Linked DNA regions of Homo sapiens: region 1 is linked to region 2. The links are chromatin loops, found by intact Hi-C in ENCODE. Cell type or tissue: heart left ventricle. All regions are shown on one strand. Each heading gives the region's core, and the rest is flanking DNA. Links, peaks and the distances in the headings are about the cores only.

What was found. Peaks named below come from ENCODE experiments on the same cell type or tissue, not always from the same donor. Only the 100,000 strongest peaks of a DNase experiment are listed, where the experiment ranks them.
Region 1: it touches region 2 in a loop (2.0-fold over the local background); 58 of 110 quality-filtered maps call a loop at or near these places.

Annotation. Positions count from the first base shown.
Region 1 is chr10:79,076,560-79,091,544 of GRCh38, reverse strand. All of the region lies in intron 1 of ZMIZ1 (zinc finger MIZ-type containing 1), which reads right to left. Among named protein-coding and RNA genes, the nearest start is that of ZMIZ1, 15 kb to the right of the region's middle. RefSeq lists enhancers at 1,855-2,841, 2,842-3,828, 7,004-7,123, 6,626-7,195, 7,196-7,767 and 3 more, a silencer at 6,210-6,279 and a cis regulatory region at 6,900-7,400. In heart left ventricle, for the core only: no CTCF peak of the experiment used is centred there; DNase peaks (open chromatin) are centred at 3,199, 6,531, 7,184 and 9,369; H3K27ac peaks cover 7,181 bases.
Region 2 is chr10:79,134,129-79,149,113 of GRCh38, reverse strand. ZMIZ1 (zinc finger MIZ-type containing 1) reads right to left here. Exons shown (of 25, transcript NM_020338.4): 3 at 9,337-9,432. Among named protein-coding and RNA genes, the nearest start is that of ZMIZ1, 73 kb to the right of the region's middle. RefSeq lists enhancers at 2,202-2,291, 3,258-4,196, 11,187-11,867, a silencer at 11,237-11,396 and a cis regulatory region at 10,982-11,482. In heart left ventricle, for the core only: a CTCF peak has its summit at 5,968 (motif pointing right); DNase peaks (open chromatin) are centred at 9,453, 9,823 and 11,085; H3K4me3 peaks cover 254 bases; H3K27ac peaks cover 6,815 bases.

The sequences.
Region 1 (14,985 bases), core at 2,657-10,656, 56 kb after region 2:
TCCTTGGAACTTATTAGCCGATTTCTCTGAAGCTTTCAGTACTCCTTGCAGCTATTCTGCTGAGTAGCCAAGGTTGTTTCCAATGCAGACTGTGAAACTCCTTGAGGTCAGGGTCTGAGGACTCTTGTTTGGCCATCCTTCTAATGGAGAAATATTGCCTTAGCCTGTGCCGTTATGGCCCCCGTGCTAGGGGATAAGAGACAAGGCTCTGGCTTTGCAGAACAGCTCGAGTCTAGAAATAGGCCAATAAATAGGCAGTTGCCCACATAAATACATATACCTACTTATGTACTCACAAAATTTTAAAATTTTAAGTTAAAAAAAAGAGGCAGCTGCCATTGCACATCATGGTGGCTTGAACAGGGAAAGCAAAGAGGGCTGTGGAAATGAATGTCACCCAGTCCAGCTTCCCCAAAGCACAGGACCCTCCCCTAGAAGATGCTGGAGAAGGTCTCTTGGTAGACTGAAATTGCTGCAAGAGATTAATTCATCTGGGCTCAAGACAGCAGAGGTCTAGGTGGGGAGTGGTGGAAGCAGGACAGGTGAGTGTGAGCCCCCCAAGGCGGGGCCCTCTATTGGCACAGACGGGCAGAGGACAGCCCTGGAACCCCAGCAATAGGGAGGAAGCCCTTGACCTGGCGATGAGGCCAGTGTATCCCGATGGAAAAGGCAGCAAGACCTAAGGCTGTCAAACCCGGCATGGCCCAGCTGGGCAGTCTGGCCCTGGGCACATACATCCCTGGCTTCTCAAAGTGGGCACCCCCCAAACCTCAGCTCCCACAATGCACATCAGCCTTGTGGGTGAGCATCTTTTCACTCTGGTTTTGTGAGCAGGCTGCTCCAGATGGACCCGTGAAAGGAAACGCACCGCTGCACACTGCTGGCTCTTGGCCTAGTAGTCCCAGCCACTATCTGCAACTCTCAACATCTCAGCACATGGCTTCATTGTTCTTGCACCTCAAAGCCTTCTCTGGAGAAGGACACAGATTTCTGGAGAAATAAATAAACGGGATCCCACATGCCAGTAGGGTGACTGTGACCACATTCCCACCTCCAGCTTCCTGTCACCAGTCCCCTACCCCACCAGCCCCACACCCTGAGAGGGGGCAGAAGGTCCTTCTCTCCCTCCAAGTATGTCTCCTCTTCCAAACGGGGTCTCCTTGTGGGTCTTGAGCAATCTTGCCACAGCCACAGGGGGCCTCCAGGTCCCCATGGGGGATGAGAAAAAAAACCCTCCAAGTCCCATGCCCAGGCTCGGTTGCTTTCAGCAACTTCCCTCCCCACTGCTCAGGGGCACCACAAAACACTAAGCACCCCAGGCACTGCACCTGGGAGTCCCTCCCTCTCCAGGGATTGTTTTCCCACCTGTAAAATGGGGCAGCTAAACTCAATGACAGCAAGCTGTCTCCTGGGTCCCCACTTACATTCTAACTGAGCCTTAAGACACAGCAGTAGGGTCATTCAGAAGGGAGGTGAGGGAAAGAAGGCAGGATGAGGGAGAGGTGGGGTTGTCCCTGGTTGCAGAAGCCTTAAAAGCTGGTAAAAGGCTTAATCCTGCATAATGATTTACAAAGTGACAAGTAAAATAGATTTACCGTGACAGCTTGAAAGGAGAGCCACAGAAATAAAATTACACTCCGGCGCATCCCGTCTCTCTACAACCTGTCCCCTCCCTTCCGAAAGCCAGGAGCTTGTAAGGGCACACATGGACATGTGCCTGGGTAAAAAGGGAGCAGGTGGCCTGAGGGGTAGGGGGTGGGGGTCTGGGGAGTGGGAGAGGGACAAAGGAGGTGGTAGGACTGGCCCTGCCCAGGAAGGCTGTCCCAGGTGCGGCCAATAGGGTCTTGCTCATGCTCACGGAGGTGGTGATCTCAGTGGCCCTCGGAACTGACACATCCTCCCTGGGATTTTGTCTTCAGGGAGCATGCAGCAGGCACCTCAAGTGCTCCCTGCACCCAGAACCCCTAATTTCTACCTGACTCCTCTGATCCAACACAGCAGTCCCAGTACCCCTCCGGGTTTTCAGGGCCCAGGGAGAGGGGTCCAGTGCTTCTGTCGGAAGGAGGCAAAGACTTCAATTGTACCAGACCAAAACCAAACTAGAGCAAACCGGAGAAGGCACAAAACACCCTGAGCTGAGTTCATCTCGTAGAAGGAAAGTGAGCCGGATGGATGGGGAGCACCTCGTGTTGTTGATGCCACTCTTCCACAATTTGTGTTTGCACAAGAGCCAAGGGCTTTTTCCTTCACTGATGTGGGGCCCACTTGGCTCCATCTGGGTGGGGAGAAGGATCTGACATGCGGAGGCTCCGGCCGTGGACCACGGAGAACCTCTCCTCCATGGGAATGAACCCCACCAGTTGCTTCGGGCTCTGAGGCTACGTGTCCACCTCCCCAAGTGTGGCACCAGCCCAGGTACCTGCTCAGCGCTGTCCTGTCGGAGGGGCAGGGGCAGACAACCATGTCCACAGGATACTCGTTTGTACAAACAGCCACGGACCAGAAAAGAAAAATCAAGCTGTGGCCTCACGTAGGGAGTAGAAGACCTGATTCCCTGAGCAGCTGTGGAGGCTGAACAAGTTCAGCACTCTGAACTCCAGCTTCCTCCTCTGCAAAATGGGATAATACCACCCACTTCAGAGGGGTGCTGCGACAGTCTCCAGACCCCAAAGTACCATGCCTGGTGCAGGAAGGATGTTCCCAAGGATGTGAGCTTTGCCTGGGGGAGCAAGGACTGAAATGCATTTGCAGTGGGGACCGCTAAATGGAAGCTCTGGTCTCAGACCTGGCTTAGGAAACGCACCTGCTCACAGCCCACCCACCTTCCCCAAGTCCCAGAAAGCAGCCAGCATTGCAGCAGATAAAAGATCTCAGAGTCGGAACAGTAGTCCTGGCCCAGGGACCCCTAAGCCTCCTTGCAGCCTCTGCTTAAAGCCTGTAGGGGCCGAGTCCCAGGGAAGGTTGGTGAAGGTTCCCATGTGTCCCTCTCTGTCACCCTCTCACTGGCAACTCCCGGCTCGACAAAATGCTGTCCTGCACCTTTAACCGAAAGAACCCAGGGCCGTGCCTAGGCAGGCCTGAACACCCATGTTTACCCAGCAGAAGGGTGGCCCTCCCCCAGCACCATGGCAAGCTGGAGCTCATTTGCCCACAGACTCGCCTGGTGCACAGGCAGTGCATATGAGGCCCCAGCCCCTGGCCCTGCCCAGGGAGTTTTGCCCAAGAAGCCTTGTGGCCTGGCCCAGGCTGCTGTTGCCGAGCCAATTCTCCCAGGAAGCCAAGCCTGGGCAGCGGCAATGCAGGCACAGCAAGCTCACAGGTATCCTCAGACCCAGTAGCTTTGGGCAAAACAACCTGACCCACAAAGCGCTCCTGGGAGCCTGGCATGGCCCAGCCATCTCTCTGGCTTTGGCTGGCAGGGGAAAGGGCAAAAGAAGGGGCCAGGGGTCAGACCATGCACATGGTCCACATCACAAAGCCGACCAGCTCTGGGAAAGGGTAGCCACCATGTGTTATTCAACTTGCAGGGAGCGCACTGGAATGTTTGCTAGATCCAAGCTGGTGCTGCTGGGTGACAGGGAGCCAGAGCCTGGTGGTGGCTGTGGTATTCTAAAGGTAGCTGCGATCCTGCCAAGCAAGGGCTGCAACACTGGTCAGGAAACAGTGCCTGGGGAACCGGGGCAAGGGGAGGACCAATCCGCTTGACCTAGCTGGTGCATGAGGGCAAGCTGAGGCTTGGGCAGAGTTTGCAGGATGCCTAGGAGTTCTCCAGGCAGACAGAGCAGAGAGGAACACAACGTGCAAAGCACACACAAGTGAAAGTTCATCTGGGGCCAGAGAATGAAGGGCACTGAATTTCAGATTGTAGATCGTAGAGAGGCACGAAGGAGTTTTAAGTAGAGTGGAAGAGGTGATAGATCAGGGGTGCCTTTTATTCAGGTTCACACTGGTAGCCAAGTGAAGGGGCGATGGAAAAGGGGAAGCTGGAGGTAGACACCTGAGGGAGAAGGTTGCTGCCTGGGGATGTAGACAGGAGAGGTGGCTGGAGAAACATCCAGAAGGTGGAGTCCAAAGACATCAGTTCCCTGACTACATACTCCCATAAGCCATGCTCTGGGCAGGGGAATGGGGACATGGACACCCAATGTCACGGGGTACAGCCCTGGGGAAGGAGTCAAAATGACTTCCCAATTTCAGCCAGGACCATGGGACAATGTCAGCCTACTCCTAATCCAAGGTGGCTTTATGAGAATTAGAACCAGGCTCCCCTTCCTCCAACACTTTACCATCACCTGCCAAAAAATCATCTAATACATGTATAATGTGAGGGGACTAAAATGTGAGTACCACCCCCAACTTGTGCAGTGCGCAACATGCGCTACCACACACAGCTGTCCTAGGAGACACAATGCCAGTGAACAAGCAATGGGAAGGTGGAGGGTTAGAGGCCTGGGGTTAAGGCAGGTAGGAAAGGCAGATAAAATCTAGTCTAACACACTAAGAAGTTAAAAACACTTAACAAAACAAAGAACAACCAAAGCAGTGTTTACTAACCCTCCCTGCCTTTTTGGCATGAGAAATTCAAATAAAAGGAGAGGCAGAATTATTTGCTATATGGAGTCCAAAAGAGAAAAAAATAGTTGCACAGACCAGGTAAATAAAAGAAATGCAAAAATGCAATTCAGGAAACCCTAGTTTTAAAAGAAAGAGATTGGCCAAAGGTATAGAGAATCAGTCCTGGACACAGAGCTTCCAAAAAGATTATCTTTAAAAAAAATAAAAATAAAAAAATAAAAAATAAATAACAAAAGATCCTACCAGCCTAGGTAACAAAGCAAGACCTCGTCTTTACAAAAAAAATTTTTTTCAATTAGCCGGGGTGATGGCTCGTGCCGGTAGTCCCAGCAGGAGGCAGAGGTGGGAGGATCGCTTGAGTCCAGGAGTTCGAGACTGCAGTAAGCCATGATCACACCACTGTACTCCAGCCTGGGTGACAGACTGAGACCCAGTTTCTACAAAATAAAATGAAGTAATAAAAATAAAAAGGATTCTATATGCTGAACAAGCAAACATAGCTGAGTAAAATCTGAGAAAAATGGGCTTTCTGGCCAACTGAACTATCTGGATACCTGAGGGCTTTCACTTGATCATTCAAGAACTCATCAGGCTTTACTGGGCACCTTCTCTGCTCCAGGTCTTGTCTGACCTAGCTGGTACCGGGAGGAGGAGAAGGCTGAGGGCTGAGGGAGTCCAGAGGAGAATGCCTAGGAGGTCCCTGGGAGGAGGTAATGACAAAGTTTGCCAGGTAAGGAGGGGCGGGGAGACGCATTCTGTCACTGTCCACACGGTGAAGTGCAAATCCCCGTCAACCATGGCAAGGCCCTTTCTTAACAGAAGTGAGAATTTTGTGAGTTGAGGTGAGACCCACATTACATCCTGGGGGTCTGGAGTAGGGAGCCTCACCTATCCTGGAGGTAAAAATGCTCCAGTAGACTCCAAAGGAGAGTCCCAGCTAGAAGGGGCCTCAATGCACAGAGGGCAGAGAGACAAGGACTCGTCAGGGTCAGGAAGCTGATGAGTGGCAGAGATGGGCAGTGGGTATCCTCTCCCTTACCAGGGCCCTTCCAGTGCCCGGTGCTGCCCCAGGGGTTTCATCCAACTCCAACCCTAGAAAGCCAGGGAGCAGTGGTAGGCGGGAAAGGCACGTTGTGATGGCCACTCAGGTCCCTGGCCACTGGGCACAGCTCAGAAACAGAGGGAGAGGCACTTCTCATTCCCAGAATAAGAGTCTCATTCTGAAAAGGTTTGGGCTTTTGCTTCCTGAAAAAGAGGTTCTCAGGGGCATCTCTTGGGCTGAAGCCTGTTGCCTGCTGCTGGTAATCCTAACAAGCGTGTTTATTGGGCTCTGGAGATCACAAGCTGCCTTCCTCTGTCTCCCCTCCTGGTGGCCATGGGAGGCGGGCACCCTCTGCCCATTTTTCAGATGAGGAGGCAGGCCCAGAGAGCCATGGAAGGCCTCTCATCCCAGGTCACTCTTTCTGGGTCTGGTGCAGGCCAGACGGCACCTGAGTGCCAGGCAGGAGTCAGGGTGGGGCGTTATGCGGGCTGAGGCCTCTGCCCACTCTGCCCAATGGCATGTGCAAATGGCAGGTGGGAACTCAACTGCGGGCCTGGCGTCACGCTGGGCATGTTGGCCCCTTGACCCCCACCCCCAGCTTGAGGAGGCTACATCCGAGCCCTGGTGACTGGTGCTGAGCCCCCAGAACCAGCCTGCCCAGGTGCTGCAGGGTTGCAGAGGAGGGTGCCAGCAGCCAGGCTGTGGTTTTGTGCTTGGCTAACTCTTGGCTTCTGAGCAATGAAGTGGAGAGAGAAGAGACACAGTAAGAACATGGTGCCCACCCACTCAGCCCTGCCACCACAGGCAGCAGGCAGCCTCTGGGGCCACCACAGGACCTGTGGCCCTCAGAGCACAGGCCGGGATCTACATGGCACGGCACCAGAATGCGGAGCGGGCAGCGTCCGGCAGAGCCAAGGGCCCCTGGCAAGCACTAGCTCCTGCCACCTTCAAGGTGAAGAAAGGAGACCCAGGGGCCTGTGCAGGTTCAGGCCAGAGTGAGCCGGCCTGGATTATCCCTACCAACCCACCCTCCTGCTGCCTCATTCCCCCACCCCCACCCCACCACCCTGGAAAGCAGGACTTCCCTCTTTGTGCCTCTGCAAGTCACAAGAATCCCAGTTCAATCATCAACGGCCAGCCCAGCCGCTGACCCTAGGATTCTGGAGTTGCTTGACTCAGGCAGCTATGTTCTTGGAGAGAGGTCAACAAAATAGGGAAACTGAGGCTCAAAGAGGGCAAAGGACCTGCCTGTGTTCATACGGCAGGATTGGAGGCACAAGGATACAGAACGTTAGAGCAGACAGTCAAGCAGTCCCAACACCTGCATCTTATTGATGGGGTAAGCTGAGGCTCAGGGATGGGAAAGAGCCTGTCCGAAGTGACTTTGAATTAATAAGAACCTCAGCATGGCCATCTTGGGTTGATCCCGTGTGGCCAAGATAGAGCTGCCCTCTTTGACCCCAACCTCAAGTTCAGGAAGTTGCAACACTTCCTTGTTTCCATAGTAACCAACTACTGCTCCAGGAATACACTGAAATGTTTTTGTTCCCTCCTCTGTGCTGGCCCTGGGCCAGGCTGTGAGGACACAGAACAGAAAGAGGAGGTGTGAAGGAAGGCACAGACCCAGCCCCACGCAGTTGATCCCTTGCAATAGAGTGTGGGAGGGAGAGGAGTAGAATTTTCAGTGGAGAAGAAATCCTCAGTGCCTGAGAGTGTCAGGGGAGAGAGTTCAAAGATGGCAGCTTTTGAGCTGGGCTCTTAAGGATGGGTAGGAGTTCACCTGACTGAAGAGTGGAGGTGGAGGACTTAGCATATGCAAAGGCCTCGGGATAGAGGATGACTAACATGTTGGGAAACTATGGTGCATAGAGTGGAGTGTATGAACATGCAGGGGATGAATGCCAGGGAATCAGCCAGAGGGGAGGAGAGAGACCAAATGCAGAATATCAGAATTCCAAGGGTAGACAAGGGTATCAGGAAGACCCACTATGCCTCTATTTTTCCAACTGTTAAAAGGCCACCTTATGACAGAGTGGCTGAGGCACAGGAATTGACAAGCACAAAAGGAGAAGGGCTCAGACTCCCAGGACACAGCAACTTGAGCCAGTTCTCTAGCTCAGCCTGTTTCACGGAGGTGGACAGGCATTCCCAGTGGGCTCCTGGCCACAGCCTCAGTCAATCTTTAAAATACATTCAGGATCCGACCTTGTTTCACTACCTCCACTGAACACTCTGGTCCAAGCCGCCAGCATCCTTTCCTGGGTTCCTGTAAATGCTGCCCAGATGGTCTCCTTGTGGCCACCCTTGTCCCTTCAGTCTATTCTCGGCTCATCAGCCAGAGATCTTAGAGGGACACATCTGATAGCCTCAGTCCTTTACTTAAAATCCTTCAGTGGCTTCCAAATCACTGAGCATGAAGTCAGAAGCCCTTCCTGTACTTGATAAGGCTCTCTGTCCCTTATCACCTGGTCCCTGATCACTCTGTTGACTTCCTCCCCACTCTCTCCTTCCCTCACTCCATCTAGCCACACTGGCCTCCCTGCTTTTCCCAGACCACGCCAAACAAGCATCTGCCACAGGGCCTTTGCACATGCTGTTCCCACTGCCTGGAGAGCTCTTCTCCCAAATGTTCATGGAGTTCACTTCCCTGTCTCCCTGAGGTATGTGCTCAAATGCAGCCTCTTCAGAGAAGCCTTCCCTGACCACACCACCTAAAGAAGCCCCATCACCCACTCATGTCCCTATATCACCTTATCCTGGTTTATTTTTCTTCAAAGCACTGATTATAACTCAGGCATGATGTCATGCATTAAGTTGTTGACCTGCTGACTGTCTCGCCTACTAGAATGTAAGCAGGGCCCCTGTCAAATTCACCAATGTATCCCCAGGGCCTGGAAGAGTGCCTGGCACATGGAAGGTGCTTGATAAACTTGACAAAGGAATACATGAATCCACCTTCCTTGGGTAGCTGGGCGAGGGGAGGCACAAAAGGACCCCAGACTCTGCCCTCCCCAGGGCCAGAGTGCTGGGGACTCAAGCCCAGCCAGGAAGCCTTGTTCTCAGGCTGGCACGAGGCCCCACCAGCAGGACCCTCCCAGCCCATTCAGTGCATGGGCTCCCCAGAACTGGAAGTGACGCAGGGCCTGGCAGAGGTCTAGAGGAGCCCTGAGGGAAAAGTAGCAGTTGCTACTCTGCCCATTGTCCCCCATCGTCCTTCACTCCACACAAAGCCTGGGAAGGCCAAGGACAGCCTCGGGCGCAAAGGGTGAAAGTAGGGGGAGACCAAGCCAGTGAGGCTGGGAGGACATGGGATCCTGCCTGCAGCTCTGCAGCTGGATTCCTTCCCTCTCTGGCCTCAGGGCTCTAATCTGGGAAATGGGATGAGAAGGGCATTAAGTAGACTGGCTGCCCAGGTCCCTCCTGCTCCAATAGTTTGGGCATCTTTGGGTCTTAGGGGCCTGGAAGGGATCACACCAGGCTGCATCTCAGACCATAAATTCAAGCCATGGTCTAGGCCACCAAATGAGCCTGATGAGCCAAAAAGCTGGGCGTGGGGTCTCAGGTGGGCTCCTGAGGACCCTGTTGCCACCCAAGGCGGAATGCAAGGCAGCCCCATATAAGCCAGGAAGTGAGAGAAAGTGTCCTGCTATAGGGCAGCGGCCCCCAGGCTGGAGGAGCCAGCTGTCTTACCAAGACCATAGGCACCGAGTGCCTGCCCCCAGGACGAGTGTTTCTGGTGGGCACAGCCAGAGCCGAAAGGCCCAGCCGCTTTGCAAAATGAGGAAGGTGAGTCCCAGGCCAGGCCAGTGCCACTGCCACAGCCATGGAGGCACCTCTCCTGTGCCTTACTCCAGCAAAGGGTTTCTGTGGAGTAACAGGCAGGGCTGGGCACTGGCTAGATGGTGGGAACACCTGGATTTTAGCTCCAGCTCTGCCAGGGACTTGTCGTGTGACCTCGTCCCCTCTGGGGTTTGACTCAGCATCTAAATGAGAAGGTTGGCCTGGATGGTCTCCAGGGCCTTTCTGTGCTGCCATTACCATCATTGCACATGGTAATGAAACATTACACTCCCCGATGCAGTGATACTGGACAGCATGCAACGTGCTGGCCTTCCCCTTGGACTCGTGCGACAGCCCCCAGCGATGCTGGCAGGAGGAGGCCAGAAGTTCTGTCTCTAAATCCAGCGCTCCTTGCACAGAGCCCAGGTCTCAGGGGCCTGTAGACACTTAGGCAAGATGCGCCTAAGTGGCAGGGGGCAGGGCCAGGCAGAGAGGAGCTCAGTAAGGAGCTGGGTGCTGGTCCACAGGGGAGGAAGCACTATTCACAGCCCCTGGCTACCTCCAGTGAGGGGGCTCTGGCTGCAGTGGCAGGCGAGCATGCTGCAAGAGGCTAGGAAGACAGACGGCCTTCTCAGCCTCCTGGAATGTCTGACCCTGCTTGAAAAGCAGAAGCCAGACCACTTTCTTCCCCTAGGGCCCCAGTGAGCCACTGTTGTGGCCTCCCCAGCCTACTGCCACGTCTTACAACCTGGGCTAAGCTATTTTCAGGTCAGGTCTCAGGTCTCCAAGCTGCCCAGACTCTTACCAGAGGCAGAGATAATAAGGCCCAGGGGATATAAGAAGGCCACCTCCCCAGGAAGCCCATTCTGCCTTCTCCAGCCTTAGACTCAGCCCAGAGAGAAGTCTCCGAGGATACAATCTCTGAGGCAGAGAATGGAAGAGACTTCCTGAGGACCAATTCACCACATTCTGCAAGGTCCTGAGAAGAGAACTAGGGGAGAGGTATCCTTCTGGGCTCCATACGATGTGGAACTTTCTAGACAGAGGGAGCTGCTGGGGAGGCAGGGAGCAGCCTGTCCGTGGAGGCATGCAAGCCCACATGGGAAGGTGCTCTATGGGGATAGCGTAGATGGGGCATAAGTCATCCGTATGACAGGCATCAGATGAGATGGGCGCCAAGGTCCCTAATGGTCTTGGGAATCAAAGGTGCCAAGAATACCAGAAATAGGAGCATCCAGAGCCTTCGGGTGGAGCAGAGCTGCCCAGACCCCTCTGGGGAGCTGGCTAGGAGGGAGGCCATCCACAAGGCAGAAGGCGCCAAGACTTCTGAGGCCCATGAGGATTCCAACCCCCAATGCAGACCCACTCCTTCTGCCTAAAGGGGTCAGTCCTGCAGATGAAGCACAAGCAGAAATGCAGATGTCAACCCAGGCCAGGTGGGAGGAATCAGAAGGCCATTCTTTTGCAGGAGATAAACTGACGTCAAACTCACAGCTTCACAGCCCCATCGCCAAACACCAAACAAGAAATCACACCTGAGGCCCGGCGCAGTGACTCACGTCTATAATCCCAGCACTTCGGGAGGCCAAGGCGGGCGGATCACCTGAGGTCAGGAGTTCGAGACCAGCCTGGCCAATATGGCAAAACCCCGTCTCTACTAAAAATACAAAAATCAGCTGGGCATGGTGGTGTGGGCACCTATATTCCCAGCTACTCAGGAGGCTGAGGCAAGAGAATCTCTTGAACCCGGGAGGCAGAGGCTGCAGTGAGCCGAGATCGTGCCACTGAACTCCAGCCTGGGTGACAAAGCAAGACTCAGTCTCAAAAAAAAAAAAAAAAAAAAAAAAGTCACACCCGAGCTTTCTGCTCTTCTCCCAGGATCTGAGGCGCAGGGAGGTTGTGGAGCTCAGGTATGCCGGGCACACAGGGCAGACAGGCGGAGAGCCAAGAAATCCCCTTACTTGCTCCCAACCATCACAAAGCCCACTTCTCAGGATCCCAGGAAGGTGGGGACATGAGGACTGCGAGCAGGGAGGCAGAGTGACTCATGCACAATTACAGAGTGGCCGGCCAGCGGCTCTCTGGAGGCCCCAGGCTGCCTCTCCCCACCAACAGCACAACAACCCCAGCTAAGGACTCCTAACCAGCTTACACCAGCCGGGCAATCTGAAGACACCGTGTGCCCCTCAATATAAGTGCCAGTGGTCCCCACAGCCCCCGAAGAGGAACCATGAACCTGGGCGGGACCCACAAAATGCAGCCTGCAGAGCAGAAGCTGACCTCCTGACCCAGAGGAGGCAACTCCTAAACCAGTCCTGCCCAGCCTTCCTAGAAGAGGGACTGGGCGGGGACTTCCTTCACCCCAGTGCCAGCTCTTTCTGGGACACTGAATCCCAACACCCCTAGTAGGTCTCACAGAGGACAAGATGGGATGGCTTCACAGTGAAGTCAGCTGCTGCAGAAGGCCATGCCTGCCTGCCACTCACTCATCATTCCCTGGACCCCCCCGGCCCCAGTGCCAGGCCCTGTGGCCTTGGTCAAGTCGCTTCACATCCCTTGGTCACAGTTTCCTTGCCAGGAACATGTCAAGCTGGATTAGAAGCAGGAGGTGTGAACATAAATCTATTCACATCTTCAAGAGTCACACGACTGAGGTGGAATGGAAGAGGGGGAGAAAGGCAGCATGACAGTTCCACTCCATTCAACGGCCAGGGACTACAGACCCTTGGACTAAGGCTATAGTTTCGACACTGTTTCCAGGTGTCCACATTGAATTAAGGATCTGAAACAAGGCTTCAGACCACCTCTCCAGGAAAGTGCACGTTTGCAAAGGCTTGACCACAGGTTCTGGGGGCCCACAGCCCCCATGGGTGAAACAAACCCCTTCTGGCTCTGACAGCCAGCAAAACTCTGGGGCCTGTCTCTAGGGACATGGCAGAGGCCCCACCCCTCTGCCCAGTTGGCCTTGCTCTTGGGACTGCCCAACCACAAACAGATTTGTGGTCTGGTAACAAAAAAAGAAAAGACAAGGAGGCCAGCAAAAGTGGGAGGCTGGAGGGTGGGTTAAAAAGAGGTGGAAAGGCCAAGAAAGCAGGCTGAGGGGAAGACTTCTGCCTCTGCAGACACTGTCCCCTCCTCTCCTCTGTGAAAGGCTCCCCTGGAAAGGTGGTTCTTCAGTAGGTAAACCATCCGCTGGATGGAGCTGCAATGCCTGAGCTGAAAGGGACTGTTTACGCGGGCGTTTCCCAAAATGGTCTATTGGTCTTTTCCATAGTTATTTTGCATTAAAAAAAGGGTGGGGCTAGGCATGGTGCTCATGCTTGTAATCCCAGCACTATGGGAGGCAGATGCAGGTGGATTGCTTGAGCCCAGCAGTTCAAGATCAGCCTGGGCAATATGGTGAAACACCATATGCAAAAAAAAAAAAATACAAAAATTAGCTGGGCATGGGTGCGCATGCCTGTAGTCCCAGCTACTCAGGAGGATGTGGTGGGAAAATCACCTGAGCCCAGGAGGCAGAGGTTGCAGTGAGCTGAGATTGCACCACTGCACTCCAAAAAAAAAAAAAAAAAAAAAAGTCGGGGGTGGGTGGTGTCTGTAGTCTGGGGAAAGGCTGAGTGAAGCAAACTATTTACTCTGAGCCATCTCCTCCAGGCAAATAGGTTTGACAATTTCTTGGGGGTGGGGGTGCTCTGCTGCCCTCTCTTTTGCTTTTGGGGACTGGTGGCCCTGAGAAGCCACTTCGGGAAGAGATTATGTTGTTTCGGCTCATGGTCTTCAGATGAGGAAACTGAGGCTCGGAGGGGTGAGTGACTGGCCAGAAGTTCCAGTCAGTTACCATTCATAGTGATTCCACATAATAGGGTACAACTGACAAGCCCAGTCCCTCTGTGGCCTCCTTCCCTTCACACGAGAAGAGTCCAAAAAGTAGGTATTGTTATTATGAGCCTCAGTTTACACATGAAAAAAATAAGCTTCTCAGACAGAAGCCCAGATGCAACACCTCCCTCTCGAACGCCTTTCCAAGGGGAACAAGCTGCCCTAGTAGGTTGAATTACAATGTACTTGGGTTATGACTGACTGGGGGCCTCTCAGAGATGATGGGCCAGCCCTTTGTGCTACACAAGAGTGTGGAAAACGGCAGGGAGTTGGAGATCAGGAAGCCTAGGTGCCAGCAGGCCGCTTTGGTTGGGCTCCAGGCACCACATGACCTGGGCAATCGACTTCACCGTCTCATCTGTAAATCAGAGGTAAGGCAATGGGAATGCTGGTGGTGACCATGACTAGGGCTACCTTTTCTTGAGCACTTACTATGTGCCAGGAAGTTTGCGCACTCCATCTTCTCAACCTATGGAGGAGGTAGTATGTTAGTTATTACTACACCACTAGTAAGCCTGTTTTACAGATGTGGAGACCAAAGTCGGAGAAGTTAAACATTACTTGCCCAAAGTTACAGAGCTCATAAAGAGCAGAGCTGAGGGCTGAACCCAGGCAGTCTGGGAAAAGCATGAAACACATTAGTTGCCCAATAAATGCTGGCTATTATATTTATGGCAGACCTTTGGCAAGTTGTTTTAAGTATGTAAACAACAGCAGGAACACCAAAGCATTTTTCGATGGAACACCATTTTTCGATGGAAAACCCCACCCCTCCCCACCCAGACCACAGAACCCCCCACTCTTAGTGAGACACCCCACTGTATGACCCCCAGCCAATCCCACCACCTCTCTGGGCTTTGGGTTTCCCCATGTGGAAAATAAGAAGGTTGGACAGAGACCCTATAAGGTCGCGTCCCACTTGCACACACCAGGAAAGGGTTTCAGGACTCTTCCCAGAGGTCTCTGTGCCCTGCTGATCCTTGGCTAGGTCGCTGAGTGGTTAGAGCTGTGCACTGTGCTTCCCAGCGGCGGTCAAGGTCCACCGGGGAGTAGGGGTAGGAGTTTGGGTGGGACCCCTGTGGACAGGGCAAGGTCCAGGCACCTGGCATCTCCTCCTTTGTCCTGAGCCTAGCTGGCTCTTCCTAGTGTGCTCTCACCTAGGCTGACAAAGGTGACTCTCAGCAGGTGACTCCTAGGGTGGGGTGAGAAGGCCACCTCCCTGCTTCCCCATACACAGAGGAAGTGAAGGCAGGACCAAGTCAGTGGGTCATTTGCTCTGCAAAGGACAAAGGTCAGCTCCTGGAGGGCTGGCTGGAGGGGAGAGGGGAGGTATGGGAAGCTACCATCCTCTTGGCTTAAACAGGTCCCGGCAGATGAGAAACCTTGTACCCTCCCTAGATGGTTTCTGTTTTGTTTTATTTATTTATTTTTTTAGGCAGAGTCCTGCTCTGTCATCCAGGCTGGAGTGCAGTGGTGCAATCTTGGCTCACTGCAACCTCCACCTCATGGGTTCAAGTGTTTCTCATGCCTCAACCTCTCGAGTAGCTGGGACTACAAGCGTGCACCACCATCATGCCGAGATAATTTTTGTATCTTTAGCAGAGATGCGGTTTCACTACTTTGACCAGGCTGGTGTCAAACTCCTGACCTCATGATCCACCTGCCTAGGCCTCCCAGAGTGCTGAGATTACAGGCATGAGCCACTGTGC
Region 2 (14,985 bases), core at 4,618-12,617:
GCAGCCCAAGGGCCTCCTCATGAAGGCAAACTCACAGCAGTCCCTCCTGGCTCCGGGAGCTCCTGAGTGGTGAGAAGGTGGGTCAGCCCAGCTTAGGCAGGAACTGACTTTAGCCACACCCTGGCTGCCAGCGCAGGCCACTGATGACTTGTCCAGATTACCCCAATCAAACAGGCCCTGGCGGGGCCACGTACAGACCCAGCTTGATGCTCTGCCTGCAGGGAGGAAAGCCCGGGAGGGACTCAATTGGAAACTGCCAAGGGCCTAAAGTCTGTGGCCCTAAGACAAGCAGGGTGGAAGACAGAAGTCAGCGTCAGCCTGGTGGGAGGCCAGGACCCCATGTCCCAGGAGGAACTACAAGACGGCAGTAGTAAGCCTCGTGACCCCAGAGATATGCAAGCTGAGGCTGGGGACATACAGGCCTAGGCAGCATTCTGGGATGCTGACCCAGCAGCTTTATTAAAAACCCCGGCCCAGAATCCACATTCAGTTGTAGGTGGCATGATGGCGGATCTGCGTCACCCTCAGCCCTGGCCACCCAGCTCCACCCCTTTTCCGGACAGGCGTTTCCTAGAACAGCCTGAGCACACGAGCCTGTGGGACTCTTCCAGATTGAATACCCTAGACCTCATCACAACAGAGACAAGGTCTGATGATGCTCTGTGTGGCCTTGATGCTGGCTCTCTACACCCCCTTGTCTCAGGCACCTGGTGGGCTCTGCCGTTGGCCTATCCTGGGGAAGTACGCCTAAGCTTCCTCAGAACCCAGGGGAGCCTGTGGGGTCAGCCATGCCCTGCCTCCTAGCCAAGAGCCAGCTCTCTCCTAGGCCTTACCTGGGCCTGGCCCTGGGCCCACCCTGGAATGTTGCTGGATTCCAGTTCGGCCGTGATCATGCAGGGTGAGGGATGTATCTTTTGTGGAGCGTGGGCCCCATACAGACTTGGCTGCCAGGAAATGTTTGTCAAAGGAAGGAAAGAGGGAAGAAGCAGGGAGGAGGTGGACAAACAGACACATGAATGCAGGTGGGCTCTCAGAAGCATGGCCCCAAAAAGCCACCACAGCCCTCCTCCTCCAGGCCCCCAGAGATGGTGTCATCTATGCAAGACACAGTATGCAGGCTGACAAACCTCGATGAAGGCCTGGGGAGGCCCCACTCTGCAGCTGCCACTTCCCCTGGTGCTCTGCTCCCCATGTGGGCTAGGAGAAGGCCCCCAGGTGTCCGAGCCCAGGGCCTCTGTGTTCTGCCCACATGCACACATTTGCTTTGGAAGCCCAGGGTCTGGCTCACACCTCCCTAGAGGAAGGGGACACTCTCCCTGGCTAGAAACACCTGCTTGGTCCATGAGAGGCTCGGCGGTGCCTCTCACTGCTCTTCCTGAGCCCTGCAACAATGTAGGGGTTGCATCCTCCTGGAATGGCAGTGGGGTGGGAAATGGCCAGCTCATGACAAGATCACAGGGGTTTTGCAATGAAAGGTGATGCTGCCCATCCAATGGGAAGAAAATATGTCACAGAGGCGAGGGTTTGACGAAGTTTCCAGAAGGTCTGTGTTCTGACAACCCCTATCCCTGCCTAGCCCAGGTCCTGGCACACAGTAGGTGCTAATAATTCAGTGGCCTGATGGATGCACACGGGAGGCCTGGCTTCCACACTCCTGCCACGGAGGCCAGGGCTCTAAAGCACACTCCAGGGGCCATACACATGGTGGTTGTGCCCATGTGTGTCCCTTTCTCTGGTGAGGACTCTGTCTTTCTCGGCTCCCCCTGGTCAGAAGGTGCCCACCCTCTCTATTTAGGGCTGAGAGAGTTCTCTGTTATCAAGCTCTGTGCCTTTTCTTGACAGATGGGTTGGGGCAGGGAGGTCAGTCGTCCAGGGAGGGCAGAGGATCAGAACAAGGCCATTCCCCAGCCCAGGCCTCCCCATACCAGATTCTGAGGCCCAAGAGCTCTAGGACCCAGCTCGGGGCTCCCTGATGCCCATGGCGATCCTCGCTGCCACCACCCACACCAATGTGGCCCTTCTCCCTGGCTCTGTGTCACGGCCTCCTGGCTGCAGCTGGCCTGAACTGCTTACTTGGACAAATAGCGAGAGAAACCAGCCACGTGATGGCTAAGGTTTCCTTGGCCAGGGACAGGGATATACACACACACACACACACACACACACACGTACACTACACACACGCACAGCCACTTGTGGGTCAGGTAGTCATGTGGCCCAGGCTTCTGTGTCTCTGAAGGACAAGTGACCGGCTGCCCTTCTTCACCCAGAAGAATGCCCTCCCCAAGCACTTGTTTTCTGCTTCCTGGATGTGCCAGGGGTTTGCTGGGTGGGAAGCCCAGCAGAGTCGGGGCGGAAGCGGGAGCAGAGGGAGGGGGCAGAGCACCCGCCCAGCCCCAGCCCTGCCTGTGTCTGGTGTTTTCCTTCCGCCCTCCCCACCCAGAGGGCAGATGTCTGCTGGGAAACTGTGGCCACCCAGCCGTTCCCTGACTACAGGGACAATCCCCAAACTCAGGGAGAATCCCAAAGCCCAACGTTGGGGCCACACAGGAGGGGAGCCAAGGCTCAGAGAGAAGTCCCTGTGATAAATGGCAGAGCTGCCAACATGCTGCACCTGGACCAGTGGTTTTGTAGCTGGAGTCCATGGTATATTATAGCCTTTGGGGCATCTAGGGGGTGAGGGAGGGTAGAAGAAGGGGGTGTCTAGTCCAACTCAGCAGGAGCGGCTCTGCCTTTGGTCTGTTGCTTGGGAAAGGTCTGCGGGCCAGAGTCTTGAGCACTTTTCCAGCATTGGGGATCTGTGTCTCCGCTACTACCCCAGGGTGGCAGGCTTGTCCTCACAGCCTGAGATGGGCCCACTAAGACAGAAGGACGCCACATCTCTTGACAGGCAGAGCGGAGACCCTGCTCTAGGGGAGGAAGGCTGAGGGGTGGAGAGTGGGGAGCGGGAAATGCCAGCTCTATGGGGGTCTGCAGCCAGCTCCCACCCTTCCCTGGCCTCAGGCCTGACCCCCAGGACTCCAGAAACTCACTGCAGATGCATCTCAGGAAGGCCGCAAAAAATGAAAGGCATGGCCAAGAGTTCCCAAATAAAAGCTAATTCCTGGGCTGGGTGTGGCAGCTCACATCTATAATCCCAGCACATTGAGAGGCTGGGATGGGAGGACTGCTTGAGCCCAGGAGTTTGAGACCAGCCTGGGCAACATAGTGAGACCTTGTCTCTAATAAAAATTTTAAAAATTAGCCAGGCATGCTGGAATGCATCTATAGTCCCAGGTATTCAGAAGGCTGAGGTGGGAGGGTCAGTTGAGCCTGGGAGGTCAAGGCTGCAGTGAGCCACTGCACTCCACCCTGGGTGACAAAGCAAGACCTTGTCTCTTAAGAAAGTAAAAAGGCTAATTCTGGCCAAGCCCCTCCCTCCGCTAAAGCCCTTCACATAGGTTATCTCACTGACTTCTCACAATAACTCCATGACTCTGTGTTCTTCACCAATCCCCCACCCCACTGTCTCAGGGCTGCAGAATGAAGCCTCGGGAAGGGCTTTACTGTGGAGGCAGGTAAAATTATCACCCCATTTTATGGATGCAGCACAGAAATCAATGTGAACTAACCGGAAGGTCACACAGTTAACAAGGGGTGGGGTGGGATTTGAACCCGGAGACCCCAACCCTAGACTCTGTGTTCTTCACCAATCCCCCACCCCAACAACTCAGGGCTGCACAGGGCTCCTCTGGTGGCCCCAGCCCCCAGCCCAGCACACCTCGCAGGCACTCCGGAATGCAGCTTCGGGAAAGGCTCTACTGTGGAGGAGGAGGGAGAGAAGACCTCAGGAGAGGAGGAGCACTGGGATGGAAATGTGAGCAGAGGAGGCAGGAGAGAGTCTTGTCAGTGGAGAAAGACACAGAAAGGGAGGAAGAGTGAGAGGCAAGGCCATGAGCGGAATAGAGAGAAGAAAGGAAGATACAGAAAGAAGATACAGAGAAGGAAGACACAGACAGAGGGGGAGGGGGAAAGAGGGCAGGAAGGAGGGAGGAGGGGAGACAGAGAAGAAGAAAACAGAAGGGGAAGAAGGTGCAGCTGGGCAAGAGGAAGAAAGAAGGAAGGTGGAGGGCAGGAGATAGATGGAGGGATGGCGAGGAGGTGGGAAATGAGCCACCAAGAAGCCGAAGTGGATGAAGAAGCCAGGAGCCACGGAGACAGACACACAGCAGAGAGGAGGTCAGGGCCTTGGAAAACTGAGAGGCAGACGGAAAGCAAGCCCGCCCACCGAACATTGAATACCTAACAGGAGATGACAAATCAAATGGGAATTACTGCGGTAAAAACATAATTAGAAACTTGATTGAAGTTAAACAGAATTTACATAACACTGCAAATTAACTTTACACGGAAACTATTCACTGGGAAGGCAATGAAAAGGCATTTCATTAGTAATCTATATTTAAACAATAGGCACAATGGAGCCTTCTGATGAGGAACTTGGTGCCTTCCACCGGAGCCGGTGCCAAAGACTGCAGGAAGACCAAGCACAGTGGGTGCTCCAGGCAGAAATGGGCAGGGACCAGGGGGATCCCTGTGCCTGCTTGTGGGGTGGGGTGGGGACACAAACAGGCCAGGTGAGCTTCTGGTGCCAGTGCTGTCCTTGACTTGCTGCGTGGCCCTAGGCAAGTGTCTTACCTTCTCTGGGCCTCGGTTTCCTCACCTGCAAAATGGGGCCAGTGGGGAGGCAGTCTATAAGCCTGGATAGTCTAAGACAGTCTGGGAGATAGTAGAGGATTATAAGAGCATGGGTTCTGGAGTCAGACGGATGCAGTTCCTGCCCCTTGTGAGCTATGGCATCATGCAAGAATTTTCCTCTCTAACCCTGTTTTACCCATCAGTTCAATGGAGGTAAGTCCAGTCCAGTCCCGCCTGATGTCACCAAAGCAGTACAAGGATTTAGGGAGAGAATGGATAGGGACAGGCTTAAAGAAAAGTGAGTCTAAAGGCACGGGATTACTCGTCCCCTCCGCCGGGCACACTAATGAGATTACCCGAAGCCTCCTGCCACCGCTCTGCCACGGAGCCATGCATCATCAGAGCAGCTGCTGCTGCTGCCCTAGTCCCCGATGCAGAGTTGGAGGGGCATCTCCCCCTGACTTTCCCGAGGGAGAGGAGGTCCACAAGTCCCTGCCTGGCTCCATTCAATTCTCAGCCTGGAAAAGTCTCCTGAGCCTCCTCTCACGTCCTGGCCATGTCAGACCGCACTCACTCTGCAGACGGGCTGGACTGTGCTCCCGAGTCTCCTTCGCCTGGACACACTCTTCTCTCCACCCCCACCCCCCAGCCCCTATCACACCTTGCACACCTGCCCGGCCTCTGGCCTTGTTCAGGGCAGCTATACTGTGTGCAGCCGTTCCTGACCAAGTCAAGGCCGTTCTCTCTGCTGGGCACCTGCAGTGCTCACTGTTATGCTGGAAGGTGTGGGTTCTTTACCTGTCCCCCCACCACCCCATCTGGACTGCCAGTTCTCAGCGCAGAAACCCTCCACTGTCATCTCTGCACACCCTGACTCGAGCCCTGCATTTGGCACAACACAGGTGCTTAGGAAACACTGGTTGACCTCAGAGTGGTCAAGGGAGGCTTTCTGGAGAAGGTGGGACTAGAGCTGCACGCTGAAGGGGAAGAGCATCTGACAAGACCCACAACTCTGCTGTGGAGAGAGGGGTGAGTGGGCCCGGGGTCAAACCTCAGCCAGAGCAGAGGGATAGCTCAGAAGCTCCTGGGTCTGTTTCCAGAGTCTCGGGGAGCCCTCTCCTGTGAACTGCAGTACAGGGCAGCTGCAGCACCCCAAGACATACTACTGGTGGGTGGCAAAGCTGGAATTCTAAGTCAGGCTCAGGCTCCTGAGCACCAAAAAGGTACACTCAGGAGCCAAGGGAGAGATGGAGCGGTGGGGAGCTCCTGGAAGGTCAGGAGCACACTTGTTCCTCGGGATCCTACCCAGCCCGGGGCCTGGCCTGGAGGGGGCACTGCTGATGTTTGCAGTAGAGGCTGAGAAAGAGAGAGACAGAGATGGAGAAAGAATGAAGTGACACAACACTGACACGCACGTATATGATTGCCCACCAAAGGCAGAGAGCTCCCCTAACTGGGAGCAGGTGCTCTGACACTCACTCGCGGCCTGGGAAGGTTCACATCTTTTAGGATAAAGGATCCACACCATGCTCAGGTGCTCAATAGGGAGCTGCTCGGTGCCTCTTCCCCATGGGCAGCATGTGACCTGCCACCTGGAGCCCTGCGTTTTTGGACAAGGGGGAGGAGCCCCAGAAAGCAGGAGGGAGGTCCATAGTGCTAGCTGAAGAAAGTGGGAAAGTGGACAGACATCAGGGCAAGATGCTTGGCCAGGGTCAGGGAGTGCCGGCCAGGGTGACGGGGAGGGCCCAGGCATGCGCTTGCCCACAGCCCCTAGCCCCTGTGTGGCCAAGTGTGGGCAGGAAGGCGGTGTGGTCTCTCCTGTCTCTCCATTAGTCCTCTCCAAATATGGCTGGTTTATTGAGGCCTCTGAGCCTTTGTGTAGGCTGTTCCCACTGCAGCATACAGAGTCCTTTCCATGCACTGCCCAGCAGAGTCTTGCTTGTCCACTCAGAGCCTGCTTTCTGTTCCCCTCCCTGGCTGCACCTTCTCCAGCTCCTCTGCAGACCCCTTATCCACTCACTCCCCTAAACGGCTGGGTGCCCCGTGACTCACATTCAGGCTCCTGACCCTCTCAAGCGCCACACACTCTCGAGTGATCTCATCTGCCTCACGACTTGCAACACCATCAATCCACGACAACTCCCAAATTTATATCTCTAGTCTGGGACCTCTCTCTGCCTTCCCGACTCATATTTCCAGCTGCCCCCTCAATCTTTCCACTTGAACGTCTCAAAGGCATCTCAAACTCAATGTGTCTGAAACAGAACTCCTCAGCTTCACGCAGCCCTCCCCGGCCATTGTCCCTGGCTGAGCAAATAACCACCTCCCTTCTACCACTGGCTCCTGTCCCAAACCCAAGGGCCTTCCCTGACTGTCTCCGTCTTTTTAAATCCTCCACCTCTAATTCACTAGCGAGCCTGCCTGCTGGGTCTCTGAAATATATTCAGCCTTTGATGGCTTCCCACCTCTTCCTCCACTACCCCTTCGTCCCTGTTCCCATCACCTCTACCTGGATGTGGGCAACAGCTTCCCAGCTATCTCTCTGCTCCACACTTGTCCGCCTACAGGAGTGGGTCCTCCATGATCTCTCTGACTTCGCCCCCTATCCTGACATCCTCCCAGCCACACTGGATTATTTGCATTTCTTTGAACAGGTCAAGTACATCCCTGCAGACTCCCTGGCTGCATTCAGCTATCTTAAATGGCCAACTTAACAGAAGCCTTTCTTGGGTCAGGCAGAGTGGCTCACACCTGTAATCCCAGAACTTTGGGAGGCTGAGGCAGGTGGATCACTTAAGTCCAGGAGTTCGAGACCAGCCTGGGCAACATGGGAAAACCCCATCTCTACTAAAAGTACACTAATTAGCCAGGCATGATGGTGTGTGCCTGTAGTCCCAGCTACTCAGGGGGCTGAGGTGGGAGAATCACTTCAGCTGGGGAGGTCGAGGTTACAGTGACAGAGTGAGACCCTGTCTCAAAAAAAAAAGCTTTCCTTGGCTAGTGAAAGAGTACTTTACACTGTAGACTCTGTGCTCCTACCTGGCTAAATTTGTCTTCTTAAAACTTAGCGTCACCTGACCTATTCACTTTTTAGGTATTTATCATCCATGCCTCCTCACGAGAGTACAAGCGCCGTAAGGGCAGGGAGTTTTGTCTGCTTTATTCCCTGCTATATCTCTGAACTTAAAGAGTTCCTGACAGACTTTCTCGGTCAACACCTGGGGAATGAATGCATGAGCAATGCCGCCTCCTCCTCCCCGAATGTCTGCCTGCAGAATCAGCCACGTCCCCTCTCCCTCGTCCCCTGTGTCGTCATGGTCACCACACAGGCTTTGAGCACTGCCTTATGGAACTCAGTCTGGCTCTGGGATCTGAGTCGTACTCCATTGCACACCACACCCTCTCAGGGCAGGGCTAAATTGGCTCTGTCTTCAAAACCCACCCCCGGACAACGAAGTGAGACCCCGTCTCCACAAAAATTTAAAAATCAGCTGGGCGTGGCGGTGCATGCCTGTAGTCCCAGCTACACGGGAGGCTGAGGTGGGAGAATCGCTTCAGCCTGGGAGGTCGAGGCTGCAGTGAATCATGTTCGTGTCACTGCACTCCAACCTGGGTGACAGAATGAGACCCTGCCTCAAAAAAACAAAAACAAAAACAAAAACCCCAGCCCTTAATGCGGGCCTGGCCTGGTGTGAGAGTCCATGAATATTTGATGAGTGAATTAAAGAGTAAATAGATGGGTGGATGGGGGGAATGGGTGGGTAAGTAGTTGGATGGAAGGACGGATAGGTGGTGGAGGGATGAATGGGTGGATGAGTGTGGAAGGACTAAAAGAAAGAGGGATGGATGGAGAGATGGACAGGTAAGTGGATGGATGATGGATGGATGGAGGGATGGGTCTCACAGGCACACAATACAGACTAGTGGTTGCTTGGCCTCAAAAGCAGAACTTCTCTTGAGAGGATGAGTGCAGTACGGTCGAAGTAAAAGCATAGAAGCTGGTATGGCAAATAGGATGAAGCCAAGCTGCTGTGGCGTGGCCAGAGCTAGCTGTGTGATCCCTGGCAGGCACCATTAACTTCCCTGTGCCTTGTTCTCGTGGTCTGAAAATGCAGATAATAATTCTTGCCCAGAGCTGACAGGGAGAACTTTGGAATTTTGAATGCTGCCACAAAGGAGACCACAGCCACATCCCCAGTGAAGCACATCTCCAGCCAGGTCTGCTTTGGAAAATCCTCCCTTCTCAAGCCCCACATGGCACTGTGGACCTCGTAGCCTTAGAATCCAGCATCCACAAAGGCTGGGACCCCTGGCTACAGCCCTAGAGTTCCAACTGAGCCAGGCTGCTAAGATGGCTCAACCAAATCAGACACAACTGACTCACAGAATCCTTGAGAACTGAGGTAAGTACAGGACCTGAGCCCAGTGCCCCATTTTGGAGACAGACAAACTGACACCCAGAAGCCTTTTCTGGCAGTATGAGCACCACACAAGGAGTTATAGAGAGGCCCTGCAGCCAGGCCCAGGAAAGGCTGTGAGAAGCAGCTGAAAACCCTCAGCTCTGGTCCAGCCACAGCACTTCTGGGCTGCTAGGGCTTGCCCCTGCCCAGGCTTAGGCAAAGGTGATGGTATGGCCTGGGCATCGGGGGCTGGTGTTACCTTTCGGGGTATGGCAGCTCAGTGAAAAACAGCGGCTCCTCTCCTCACACCCCTTGCAGCATTGGTCCGACGCCAACGGGCCTCCTCCTCTTCCTCCTGGGTACACAGGGGAGAGATGAGACGTGTGTGAGAGCAGGCCGGTGTGCCGTCCACTCCCCTCCCACCTCTGTCCCTGCCGCCAAGCTAATCTCAGCGGCCTCTTGGGTCACTTAAGCACACCCCGGGATGCCTGATTTATCAGAGCTGGCTGTGTCTTCCCCGCCCAGCCACACTCCAACCAGCAAGCCAATTCCTCCTAGTGGGATTTTGAAAAATATATAAATATAAGTTTTGTTTCTTCCAGGACTGGGGACTTTGTGTTGTCTTTCTCTTCTTAGTAGGAAAAGCAGAACAGCATCACTTTCCTGTACGGCCCCCAGGCAGGGTGACAGGGAGAAGCTGTCGGGGGTATTTTTAGCCGGGTGTACAAAGCCCTTGCCGTGGCCTCCTCTCTGCGCCGTGCCTGGCTTCGGGGAATTATCTCACACGGCCGGCCGGCAGCCACTTCCAAAGCCACTCTGTGACCCCTGCCTGAATTCTTTCCTCATTATGAATTGCTCACCAGATCCCTGACCAACACTCGGAGCCATTTTATGTGTGTACGCACCTCGGGAAAACCAGCTCACTCCCTTGCCCCTCCTACAAGGTTCAGGGCTGGCTGTTTTGCTTATAACTGGGAGAGGAGGCCCAGATGCAGAGTTTAAAGCAGAAAAGAGTCCTGGTGATGAGTTAGATTGTGCTCCCCAAACTTCAGCTCTTCCTCCACGCTCTTTAGGATTCTTGGTCTGAGCTGAGATCTACCTGTGTGATGACTTAATTTAATGTTCACCTTCCACTCACTTTTTTTTTAAGCTCCAATAAATCTGGCCTTGTCCAAAGCAATCATGCCCTTGAAATAATTGATTTGATAGGCTAGTTATATATTTCTGATACTCTTTAATAAATTGTAACTAGTAAAACAAAAATGTATGTCCTGTTGGGTACTATCTAATTCTAGAATCTTGCTGTAGACTACCAGATTTACCTGGGCCAAGCTTTGGCAAACGTTGTGCAGAAGAAGAGGGAGAGGCATGGAGGAGGGGCGGGCTGGCTGATGGGGCCCAAGAACTGGTCATTGTATCAGGCCAAGGGATGTAAGGGGTCAGAGCCATGGTGTGCTGCAGCCTTTAGTACTGTCTCTCTTTCTAGCACTGGGCAAGACCATTTTTGGCCCCACACTTGAACTAGGCTGGGAGGATCTAGGTGGGATGGGCACGAAGCATCTTGGGGACGGGGTGTCCCAAAGGAGGGCCAGCCCAAGGCCCAGGGCCCAAAATGGCGTCTTTCCCAGCATTCTCTGAGGCCTCTGGTTCACTCTGCCCCTCCGGTCAGGCTCCTTTTGGCTGGAGTGGGTCCACAGAGGCCAGAAGGCGAATCCCCTTTCTAGGTAGATCTGGAGGCGCAGAACATTCCCCTGAGCCCTACAACCTATGCTCTTGGCGCTCTGACCCTGTGGGCTCCTGGGGGCCTTGCACTGCCTCTGGGCCTCTGCCTCCCTGTGTGTGCTTTGAGAGGAGGCTGGCAATGGTGGGCACCCCGCAGCACTGGGGCCTCACTGCTGCTCTCTGTCCTTTCCCACTCTGCCCACAGGTTGGAGACCCTGGCTGGGCCCCTGGCCCAGTGCCCGCCGCCTGCCCCTCCCGCTGAGAACAGGATGTGGGTGTCAGGAGGTGAAGGAGAGTGTGGGGGTCGGGATGGGGAGTGGCCTCGGGACGGGACTTCCTGAAGCCAGATCGGTTTACCACAGTCAGTTGGGCCCAGGACCGCACAGCTGTGAGTTATAAATGTCCCTGTCAGAGCCCGGGCCGAGAGGCCCTGCTGCTGGCAGAGGCGCCAGGGCCCACAGCGCCCACCCTAGGAGCACCCCCCCCCCAGCCGAGGGCCCGTCCTCTCAGAGGTCCTCCCCCAGGGTCCAGCCCTCACGACCTCTGGGCTCTCCTGCCTCCTCTCGGAGAGAGATGGGTCTAGTACAGCCTTCCCCTGCTCACCCCTAGCCCTTCCAGGTGCAAATCTTGTGGTCCCAGTTACCGGGAGAGCTCCCAGAGGGCAAGGACCATTCTGGGTCTGCACCCGGCAGGAACCTGAAGCTTGGTGCACAGCCAGCCACTCAACGACCACTGTAGGGGTGACTGTTCCAACTCAGCAGCCTGCTTCCCACGGCCCCACCCGCCCCTGCCTGTCCACCAGGGCACATACCGAGGGGGAGTGGGAAGGGAGAGGGGCCTGGCCTGCCACACCTAGTCCGGGTGAGTAGGAGCAGCAGGGCTGGCCACTAAGCCTCTGGGCACAGGGCTCTGTGTCCTGCATATGCAGAGAAGACTCCTTCAGAGACCTTCCCTGAGGTACCCATTTTCCTTTGTCTGCTCCCTCAGAGCTCCCTCCATCTGGGGTGTGAAGTGTAGACTACAGCTCAGAGGCCAGCCTGCACATAACACCGCTGTCCATAGGGTGAGAAGACAGGTCCCTGGGACCCCAAGGCTGGGCCATCCTGTCAGGACCACCAAAGTGGGCAGCACAGGGCTGGGCCACAGAAATACAATCACAATAACAGAAACAATCAGGAACAGCTCAGGTTGCAGGGCCTGAGGCTTATACAATTTTGGAGGCCCTGTTTTAAAAATTATTTAACATTACAAATATATATTTAGAATCAGAAAAGAAATCACAACAAATTCCTATATTCTTAGGAATCCATGCCCCTTTCTCATGAGGCCCCTGTTTAACAGTTTACCAGAAATACTTACATAGAAATGTTCCTGTTTGCAAACTGCTGCCCCTCCCACCTAGAACACTCTATAGCTCCCAGCAATTCCCAGCCTTCACCAGGGCTGTGCCCAGGAGAGGCCAGGATGCCTAATCTTCATGTGCTTCCCTGTAAGCCTCCCTCTAATCATAATAAGAGTGATGAAATGGATAGTGATATTTAACCTTTAGCTGTACTGTTCTAAGCACTTTATGTAAATTAATCCACTTAATCTTACCACAACCTATGAGGTCAGTACTATAACCAATTTTTAAAGATGAGGAAACAGAAGGTTAAGAAACCAGTCCAAGGTCACACAACCAAGATGTGAACCCAGACAGCCTGGCAGGGATGCCATTGCCAGCCCTTCACCACTTCTCTCCACCTCCCTCAAGTGACCAGAAGGGTCTCCTTCCCTGAGAGGCTTCAACAGCAGCAGCAACCTAGGGCTGACTCTGAGTAGGCCCCCTTCTGATGAAATAATTCATTCATTCCACACAGATGCACTGAGCACCCAGCACACCCCAAGATCTCGGCAGGAAACAGGGGCCTCCTGTTTACCTCACCCTGCCCAAGGCAGGGCTGGGGTCCTTGCCACAGACAGAAGTGGGCACCATCTTGACTTCCTGGGACAGGCTGGGGGGTCCTAGAGACGAGCTGGGCCTGCCCCAAGGAGACCCTGGAGGGTGGGGAGAGGGGGAAGGTTTGCCAAAAGTCACATGGCCTGTTGTCCAATTCTCTCATTTTACAGATAAGAAAAGGTGGCCTGGAGACGAGTGACTTCCTGAGGGTCCCCTGAGAGTGGTGACCTACATGAGTTCTGAGACTATCCTTCTGGAGGGGTGGGGCAGATCCTGGAGGACTGGGGTGGCCAAGGCCAGGCCTGGGGGAGGAGGCAGGTGCCTTTTGGCCCCCTAGGAGCAGTGCCTTTGTTTTCTCTCTTTGTTTTCCATCTGCCCTCAGCCCCAGCGGCCTTCCCAGCTTCCCCTGATTGTGTACAGGGCGATAAAGGGGCTGATGAGAGGGAGATCTCTGGCGGCACAGACACAGCGGCGGCGGGTGGGTGGGTGGCCGAGAGGGCCCCTGGAACTGGGCTCACTGCCGGCTGTACTGAGTCTTCCTTTGAGGGACACTTTGCACATGACCCTCAGAACCCTTTCAGCACAACTGTCCCCATCTTATAGAGGAGGAGACTGACGCTTTGGGAAGCAGCAGCCAGGCCTGGAACCCTGGCCCTTGGACCCCAAAGCCTTGGGGATCTCCAATGGGCCAATGGGCCACGCTGACCCTGACCCTTAGCTCTCTGGCCACCCAGACAACACCTGGCCTTGTCAAAGCTGTTATCCCTTTAACTCGAGAACTGGGCATTTTCAGATTGGCCAGGAAGAAAGAGAACAGGGGCCAGTCAGTGTCTCACCTATCAATGCCAGGGGAAACAGGTGCACCGCATGTCCATGTGAAGTGACACACTCGCAACTGGTGGCTTGGTGGGAAATGGGGTAATGTCCAACCTCCTGGCCTCCCCCAACAGAGTCCCAGTGAAACTACCTTTAGGAGGACAAATGACTGCTCTCTTGTGGGCTAATTCTGACCAACTGCAGGGCTGGGGAGAGAAGGGCACAATCTGAGGGCACCATCTGCCCAGTCATGGGATGGGGCAGTGGTGGCTGCAGACCTGGCCCACCTTGCCCCAGGTCACTGCTGACCCTGACCTCAACTGCCTGGCCTCCTGACCTGGTCTTCTCAGACCCTCCTCAAGTTATCAAATAACCCACCTTATTAGGTACTGTAAGCCGTGTCCATATTCCATCTTAATTCTTTATGTACTTAAAAATGTATCAACCAGGTGCAGTGGATCATGCCTGTAATCCTAGCACTTTGGAGGCGGAGGCGGGCAGATCACCTGAGGTCAGGAGTTCGAGACCAGCCTGACCAACCTGGTGAAACCACTTCTCTATTAAAAATACAAAATTAGCTGGGTGTGGTGGCGCATGCCTGTAATCCCAGCTACTCGGGAGGCTGAGACAGGAGAATCACTTGAACCCGGGAGGCAGAGGTTGCAGTGAGCCAAGATAGCACCAGCCTGGGCAACAAGAGCGAAACTCCATCTCAAAAAAAAAAACTATTTAATTATTTATATCACTTTAAACCAATTACTTTTTTTTTTACTTAGCCTCATCAAAAGCACTATGATCTGTGAAATCATGGGTTTGATGTATTAATTATATTTTTTTCCTTAGTTACATGAACATACATACATAGTGTTAAAATTTGACACCCTCACATGTGTCCGGATAGCCCACAGGGTGCAAGGCCAGTCCTGGGGAAGTCTCAATCCAGGTTGGGAGAAAGCCTAGCTAAGTGCAGTCAGGGTGCCGTGGGGCAAAGCCCAGGGCTGCCCAGGGAAGTAGAAGGAGGTGGAGGTTTTCAGAAGGGTACACAGAGGGTTCAGTTTGGGCCATGGGCTAAGTGCTCCTTTCCTCTGCATGAGTTGGAGTCTGGTCCTCATAGTTCTCCAGCAGCAGATAAAGCCACCTCCCTGCAAATTCCTCCTGACAACAGCATACAACAGTGGGATGGGCACTGGAGTCCAGTCTAGAATAGCAGTCTGACTCTGTCCCTGGTCACTGTTTTGCTGGGAAGTGCTAGGCCTCTCTGGGCCTCAGTTTCTCCATCTATACAGAAGCGGTGAGTGAGCCACAGGTTCCTCCCAGCTCCACCAATCAGACTGCAGCACCTTCCCCCTACCCCGCCCTGAGCCCCAGTGGCATCTGGTGCTCCTGGTGACCCCGGGCTTCAGACAGGCCCTCGAACCCCCCAGGTGGGCC